Linked DNA regions of Homo sapiens: all the other regions are linked to region 1. The links are chromatin loops, found by intact Hi-C in ENCODE. Cell type or tissue: HepG2. All regions are shown on one strand.

The links. Peaks named below come from ENCODE experiments on the same cell type or tissue, not always from the same donor. Only the 100,000 strongest peaks of a DNase experiment are listed, where the experiment ranks them.
Region 2: a loop joins it to region 1, with 6 times the contacts of the local background. A loop is called at or near these places in 3 of 110 quality-filtered maps.
Region 3: it touches region 1 in a loop (8-fold over the local background); 34 of 110 quality-filtered maps call a loop at or near these places.

What each region holds. Positions count from the first base shown.
Region 1 is chr10:5,093,472-5,095,971 of GRCh38, reverse strand. It overlaps AKR1C3 (aldo-keto reductase family 1 member C3), which reads right to left and starts at 1,558. Exons shown (of 9, transcript NM_003739.6): 1 at 1,444-1,558. The coding sequence starts at 1,527. LOC124900291 (U8 small nucleolar RNA) reads left to right here and starts at 2,429; the gene lies at 2,429-2,500. RefSeq lists an enhancer at 1,421-1,715. In HepG2, a CTCF peak has its summit at 1,133 (motif pointing right); DNase peaks (open chromatin) are centred at 1,191 and 1,591; H3K4me3 peaks cover 2,121 bases.
Region 2 is chr10:5,146,470-5,148,969 of GRCh38, reverse strand. It overlaps a transcript of AKR1C8 not described here. Among named protein-coding and RNA genes, the nearest start is that of AKR1C8, 37 kb to the left of the region's middle. In HepG2, no CTCF peak of the experiment used is centred here; DNase peaks (open chromatin) are centred at 499, 1,099 and 1,509; H3K4me3 peaks cover 1,351 bases.
Region 3 is chr10:5,001,714-5,004,213 of GRCh38, reverse strand. AKR1C2 (aldo-keto reductase family 1 member C2) reads left to right here and starts at 357. Exons shown (of 9, transcript NM_001393392.1): 1 at 357-462. The coding sequence starts at 379. In HepG2, no CTCF peak of the experiment used is centred here; no DNase peak of the experiment used is centred here; H3K4me3 peaks cover 1,914 bases.

The DNA of each region.
Region 1 (2,500 bases):
TACAAGAGATGTTCTTTGGTGTCTCAGTTCTTGAGATTTTGACTGGATGCTAGTTACATCGACCCAACTAGGGTTCACTTGGGAAATAAAGCATCTGTGAATAGTAGTCTATTAAGTCTTTTCTGCATAGTCATTCTGGCTACACAACAGAACTGAACACTAGGGGTAAAGATGTATACTCTGAGGATATCGATTTGTACATTAAAAATTCACTGAAATCTGTTAAGAATTTACTAAGGTACAGTTCTGCCATAAAAAATAAGGCTATCTCTTTCAGGAAAGACAGAATTCCAGTGAAATTTAAAATTACTGACTTATTGACCAAATTTGGATAAAGATTTGAAAGGTATTTTTTAATGACAAAAATATAAATAAACTGTTTTCATTTTTACATGTATTTAAAGAAGCTTTCTTGTTTCGTTGAAATTACAAGGAACTAGATAACGGTCTCCCCGCCATCTCCTGAGAACAGTCTTTTTTTTTTTTTTTAAATCTTTTTTGAGAGCAGTCTTTAAGTGTGCCAACACTCAAAGGTTTACCAAGGCTGGAGCTTCAGTTGTGTCGTTATTTTCATTTCCTGCCCATGCCAATTTATATTAAAAATTAAACCACTTTTGTCACTGGTCTAGAAAATGTATCCTTGTAGATCATCACAACTTATCGATAAAGTGAGAGACTCAAATTTCAATAATTAGTTCCTATTCACACACTTAGTAGCCTGAGGACAGTCTTGGAATACAAGTTCTATCTAGAAAATGAGGTCTCCATTTTGTTCATTTTTGTGTCAGAAGACCACTCCTACCACTTTGATACAAATATGATGCATACAAAAAAGGACTAAGAATTTAGACTTTCCTTTGTTAGGTTCTAGATTTTACTTAAAATGAGGTGGTATTTTTTTCTTTCAGGAAGTTCTTTTTAAAAGTGAAATAGTACAGTGGAAACTCTAGTCCAGGTCCGGTAATACTGGGTGGCACTCACTGCCGCCCATCAGAACAGTGATACTCTGCCGACAGTTTTGTGCACACCATATCCAGTAATTTTTGCTATAAGTATTTCTCTGGATCGTATGTTCTTGGAAGATGGAAAGATTTCTTCAGTTGTAGAAACAGAGAAATCACTCCTATTGCAATTAATCTCCACCAGAGGGAGATGACCAACAGTGTTCTTCAATACTGAGTTTTACATATTCTGCCAAGCTGGGAACTAGACATGAACAGAAGAAAGAAACAGTGCACAAACGAAAAATAAGCAGTACGTGACCATAGGAATGGACCTCAATGCAGAACAAGGATTGCCTACTTTTTTCTCCTAGCCTAGGAAACCTAGACCAGTGAGTCATCCAGAGTAAGGTAGGAACACGAACCTTACAACCCAATACGGGTTTCACTTCTACTAGGTTTATTCTTTTGAAATCCGAAAACTAAAAGGAATTATTCTTACCTCTGGAGGTGCATAGGTGCCAAATCCCAATACAGGCATGAAGTGGCCATCATTTAGCTTTACACACTGGTGTTTGGAATCCATTCCCTGTCACTTGTCTGACTAGCAAATGTTTGCTGCTGCTTCTCCTCAGAGATTACAAAAACAATGGGCAGGAAACCCCTCCCCCCACCCCTGCAAACTGACTGATGGTTAACCAATGGCATGTAGGAGGAGGTACATAGGCAGTCTTATATGGTCTGTGGAGAAAATTGCATTCAGTTCATTTGTTTCTTATCAAAGAGAATTCCTAAGTAAATTATTATAATATATGGTTATAATAAACTCATTAATTTCTATCTAAAGTATTATTTTCTATTCTAAATCTCTATATTAAATTATTCAAAAGGATTTGTAGAACAAATAGCAACCATATGTTAGACTATAAAAACCTCCAGCTACAAATATCTTTTTTCGTTTCTGCCGTGATAATGCCCCTTCTTTATACTGCATCATTTGAAATAATTAACCATCTTACGTCTTTCTCTCACATACACATAATTTAAAGGAATGACTAATGAGAATTTTTCAAATAGTTGGTCCTCAATAAAAAATTAAAGTTAAAACTGTAAAAATATTTGCCTTTTTACATTTTCAATCAGAAAATTTATTTTGATTTTTCTTTCTTTGCGTTGTAAGAGAAATATTCATTTCTGAAGAAGATGCAGTCCTGATAAAGCTGTAATCCTGATGAGGGTGCAAATAAAAAGAAATTCTGGTGTAGTTTTTATTGGAGTGTTAATTATTAACAGTTTTTGGAGTTTGGACATCATTTAATATATGCAAGCAGTGCCTTAATAGTATTTGTTCTTCAACCAGGTTTATTACAGACTATCAAGAAGTAACTAGCCAAAAAACTGATAACCATTTTATATAATCTGTCATCTTGTTAAACATTATTTGTAAGGAAAAACTGGAAATTAATTACATATAAATGGATGAATAATTCTCATGTGGGATAGTTTTCACTTGTTCCTTCCTTTGGAGGGCAGATTAGAACATGATGAATGTAGTTTGC
Region 2 (2,500 bases), 53 kb before region 1:
ACCTTGGCATCTTTTTTTCTATTTTTTCTTTCTTTCTGTCCCTGCTTTCTTCCACAGGACGCAAGACTTCACAGCCTCCTAGAAATTAGACTTCCTGGTATGACATAGGAATGAGCCTTACTAAGAAAGGAAAGAAAGAAAAATATATTCTCTGGACCCCATACTCACTATGTCAGAAGGAAAGTTAAGCTTGGTAATGGAGTCATCCAAAAGCTGCCTTCCTTTTATTTCCAAACAGATATCTGTAATTTTGCATGCTTACTATATCCTATATAAAATGTAGATTTATTGAGCGCAAGACAAATGCACAATTTTTTCCCTACTGCTTTGTTTTCACGTGTAAGATAGTAGATTCAGTGAGCACTAATAAGAGGCTCACAAGAATGTAATCACTTGCCTCATTCTGTACCTGACCTGCATTTTTTTATCCTCAAATATTTGTTCTTTACCCTTTAGATATTGCAGTTCCCAAAATCCTCTTTGAAAAAAGTTCAGGTCAAAGATCTTACTGTGACTTGCATTTTTCTTTCTTGGGTGTGTCCTCAACCTTGCCAAAACAAACCTCTAATAGATTGATATCTGCCTGGGTTACTTTTTGGTTTACAATAAGATCAATTATTTATTTGAGGCACATGAGTGTTATTGCTGACTCAAGGATGCCCTGCATCTCTCCTCCCCACTTCTTATTTTTACTTTCCTCCTTCCCTGCTTCTCCCCTCCTCCTCTCTATCTCCTATGTTCCTCCTCCTCTCTATCTCCTATACTACTGAGCATTCTCCTGGCCTCCTGAGATCAGTTTCTCATTCAGCCAGATTGTATACAATCTTCAGGCAGAAGCCCCCACGTAGCAGCCACCTAGTCCCTTGAGTCTTGTGAAGCCAGAGGCCTCACACCTGGCTACTGGAGGAAATGCTGAGTAGAAAAATACAAAAAAAGGAGGGGAGTTTCAAACCTGATATCTCTGTGGCACAAGAGTAGTTGAGATTTGGCAGCTTCGCTGAGCCAGGCAGAAGCCTAATGCATGGGTGGAGGCCCCACCCAGAGTCTCTACTTGAGCAATGATAAGCAGAAATGTGGGATCAGAAGTCACCATGGTGTTTCTACCTAGTGGAGATGTGGGAGCAGGACCACAGCCGTCCAGATCCCAGAATCACAGACCCTTTGGCAGCTTGAAACTTCTGCCTGGAAAAGTCTCACAGGCATAGAACTCCAACCTGTAAGAGTAGCCATGTGGGCTGTGCCCAGCAAAGCCATGGAGACAGGGCTGCCCAAATGCTTGAGAGCTGGCCCTTTGCATCAATGTGCCCAGGATGCAGGACACAAAGTCACCAGAAATTATCTTGGAACTATAAGGTTGAACGTCTGCCTTGCTGGGATTCTGGCTTCCACAGGTCCTGTTTCTCCTGACTTTACCCACACCATTTTTTTTTTTGGTTAATTTTTTACCTTCTGGAAAAGGAATGTTTACTCACAACTGATAACGATGTTGTACTTCAAAAGCAAATAACTTGTTTTTGACTTCACAGGCTCATAACCAGCAGGAACTTGCCTTGAGTCTGAGATGAACTTTTGTACTTTGGAATTTTAAGTTGGTGCTGGGCCAGGGGAAGAATGCTGTAATTGCGATATTTGACCCTCTAAACCATATGCTGAGTTCTCAATGTAGGAAGTGGGGCCTAGTGGGATTGTTATGGTCATTGGGACAGATCCATCATGAGTGGCTTGGTGCTCTGCCTGCAGTAGTGAGTGAATTCTTGCATTATTTCTTTTCTTGATGGCTGCTTGTTAAAAAGAGCCTGGCACCTTACTCGCCTTCTATTGCTTTCCTATCTCACCATCTGACGTCAGCGCATGCTAACTCCACGTCTCCTTTTGCCATGAATGGAAGCAGCCTGGGGCCCTCACCAGAGGCCTACCAGATACCAGTGCCATGCTTCTTGTACAGTATGCAGAACCATGAGCCAAAGAGACTTCTTTATAAATTACTCACCTTCGGGTATGCCTTTATAGCAACACAAATGTACTAAGACAGTATCTAATTTCTCTACACACCTAGAACCAGTACATCCTGAGTGAGTGATCTTAATACCCGATAATCACAGACATACCATTAGTGACAAAGCTTTCCATTTGAGAAGATAACCCTTCTAGACATTGGCTTAGGCAATGATTTCATGACCAAGAACCCAAAAGCAAATGCAATAAAAGCAAAGATAAGTAGCTGGGACCTAATTAAACTAAAGAGCTTTTGCATGGCAAAAGGAACAGTCAGCAGAGTAAACAGACAACCCATAGAGTGGGTTATTTTGAATAGTTTTCCATAACTATTCAAAAGTATCATATATAGAGTCACTAATTTCCTGGCCTTTCACAAATTGTGGAGTATGGTAATGTGGATAGTTTATGCATCTGCAAAAACAGTTCATATTGTAAACTATTAGCACTTTCTATATTACGAGACATAAGCTTCTCTCTCGGGATATCTAGAAGCTCTTAGGTC
Region 3 (2,500 bases), 92 kb after region 1:
ACTCATCATCATGGCACACACAAAAAAGAGCTGTGCCGCTAGAGGTTTCTATATTCTTATGTAAAGTCACAATTTGTTCTACAAATCTCTTTGAGTAATTTATGTCTCATATATAGAGATCTGGAATAGCAAAAATACTTCAGAGGAAATTAATGAGTGTATCATGACCACATAATAATTTACTTATGAATTTTCTTAGGTAAGAAACGGTTGAACTGGATGCAATTTTTATCACAGCTTGTGTAAGACTGCCTCTGTCCCTCCTCTCACATGCCATTGGTTAACCAGCAGACAGTGTGCTCAGGGGCGTTGCCAGCTCATTGCTCTTATAGCCTGTGAGGGAGGAAGAAACATTTGCTAACCAGGCCAGTGACAGAAATGGATTCGAAATACCAGTGTGTGAAGCTGAATGATGGTCACTTCATGCCTGTCCTGGGATTTGGCACCTATGCGCCTGCAGAGGTAACAATAATATTTTTAGTGTTGAGAGTTCAAAGGAGCTAGAGTAAGTGGAAGCTGACCAGGTTGTCAGGCTTGTGTTCCTATGTTACTCTGCATGACTCCCCTTTAAACGTCAGTCTTTGTTCTGCAATGCCGTCTTGTCACAGGGTCATCTACTGCTTATTTGTGGCACTGTTTTGTCTTCTGTTTATGTTTATTTCACAGCTTGTCAGAGTCTATAAAACTCAGCAGAAAGAACACGGCTTGCCTGCTCCCTCTCTTGAAGATTGATTGCAATGGGAGTGGTTTCTCTGTTTCTTTGTATAGTCGAACAGATATTTACTTCTTCCAAGAAGATACAATTCAGAGGAATTTTTATGGCAAAAGTTAGTGGAGACGGGGTGGATGAAATCTGTTGGGAGAGTATCACTGTTCTGATGGGCGGCCTTGAGCACCACACTGTAATACTAGACCTGGCCTAAAGAGAATTTCCCATGTACTATTCTCACCTCTGGGAAAATTACCTGAAATAATAAAATATCCTCATTTTAAGAAAAAAAAAAAAAAACTAGAACCAAACAAGGAAAGTTTAAATTCTTTGTCTTTGTTAATATGGGTCAGATTTGTATCAAAATATTGTAACAGAAAAATTTCTTGTTTCTCTGACAAGAAAATTAATGGAATATATTTTATTTTCTAGATTTAGAAATAGCTAAATGCTATTTCTACACTGGAAGAAAACTTGTATCTCAAGACTGTCTTGGGAATACAATGTGTGTGAATAGGAACTAGTTATATAAAATTTGAGTCTCACATTTCTCATCTATAAGACATAAGGAGTTACAAAGGGACATTTTGAAGACCATTGACAGGAGTGGTTTATTTTGTAATATAAATTGGCATGGAGAGGAAGTAAAGATGAGGATACCACTGAAGCTCCGGCCTTGGTAAGCCTTTGATTGCTTGCACAGCGAAGAGAAGATCAAAGATGGTATGAGGAGAGGGCTGTGAGACCCGGTATCTAGTTCCTTGTAATTTCACAGGAAAAAGCCTCTGAAATACTTTCAAGGTGGGAAGATAGTTTGCTTTGTTTCTGTTTTTGTCATTTAAAAGATATACTGTCAAATCTGTATCCAAATTTGTTACATAAGTCAATAATTGTAAATTTTACTGCAATCATATGTTTCCTGACAGAGTTGCCTTGAATTTATGGAGCTGAACCCCATTTTGCTAATCACTTACTCCCTGCAGCCTATTTCTTACATACACAAATCAATATCCTTAGAGTATACATCTTTACTCCTAGTATTTGGTTCTGTTATGCAGACAGAATGGCCAAAACCTGGGTAGAAAAGATCTAACATAATAGACTGCTATCCATAGATGTGCCTATTTCCAATATAAACCTGCTGGCATCTGAGAAAGTGGAGTTCTCCCTGTTTCCTAACTGATAAGAATGGTGGCTCTACGTAACTGTTTGTGTAAACTGTGGGGTTTCTGTGCACCTGCTTTGCTTTTGGAGACTGGAAGATTTGTGTCTGCTAGGCAGAGTGAGTCAATGTATCCAGTCCCAGACAAAATCTTAGCAATGGAGTATGTAGAGGGCATCTCTTGTAGACAACAGTTCACATACATTGACAAAATATGATGCTGGATAAAGTCAGTGCGCTCTGTGCAACATGGTGGGAGAGGAATCACAGGAGCTTACACTGCATTCCTTCATAATTCCTTCCATGTGGCTATTTCCTTGTGTTAATTTCACCATACTAAAAATAATTAAGATTATGTCTGTAACTATAGTTGCGTCCTGTTGATTTTTCCAAAAAATCACTGAAAGTGAAATTGTTTTGGGGACACTTCCAAGCTAGTGGTCAAGCAGTGATTTTTCTGGGACTGCAGAAGTTCCTGCTATGCCCAACCTTTATTACTAAATGGGAAAGACCCAGTCAGACTGGGATGGGCTTATGATTCTACATACAGAGCTCATCCAAGAAAGGAGGAAAAGCTGATTTTTGTGAACGTTGCTGCTTGTGCCCGAACTAACTCTCAGGCACATTAG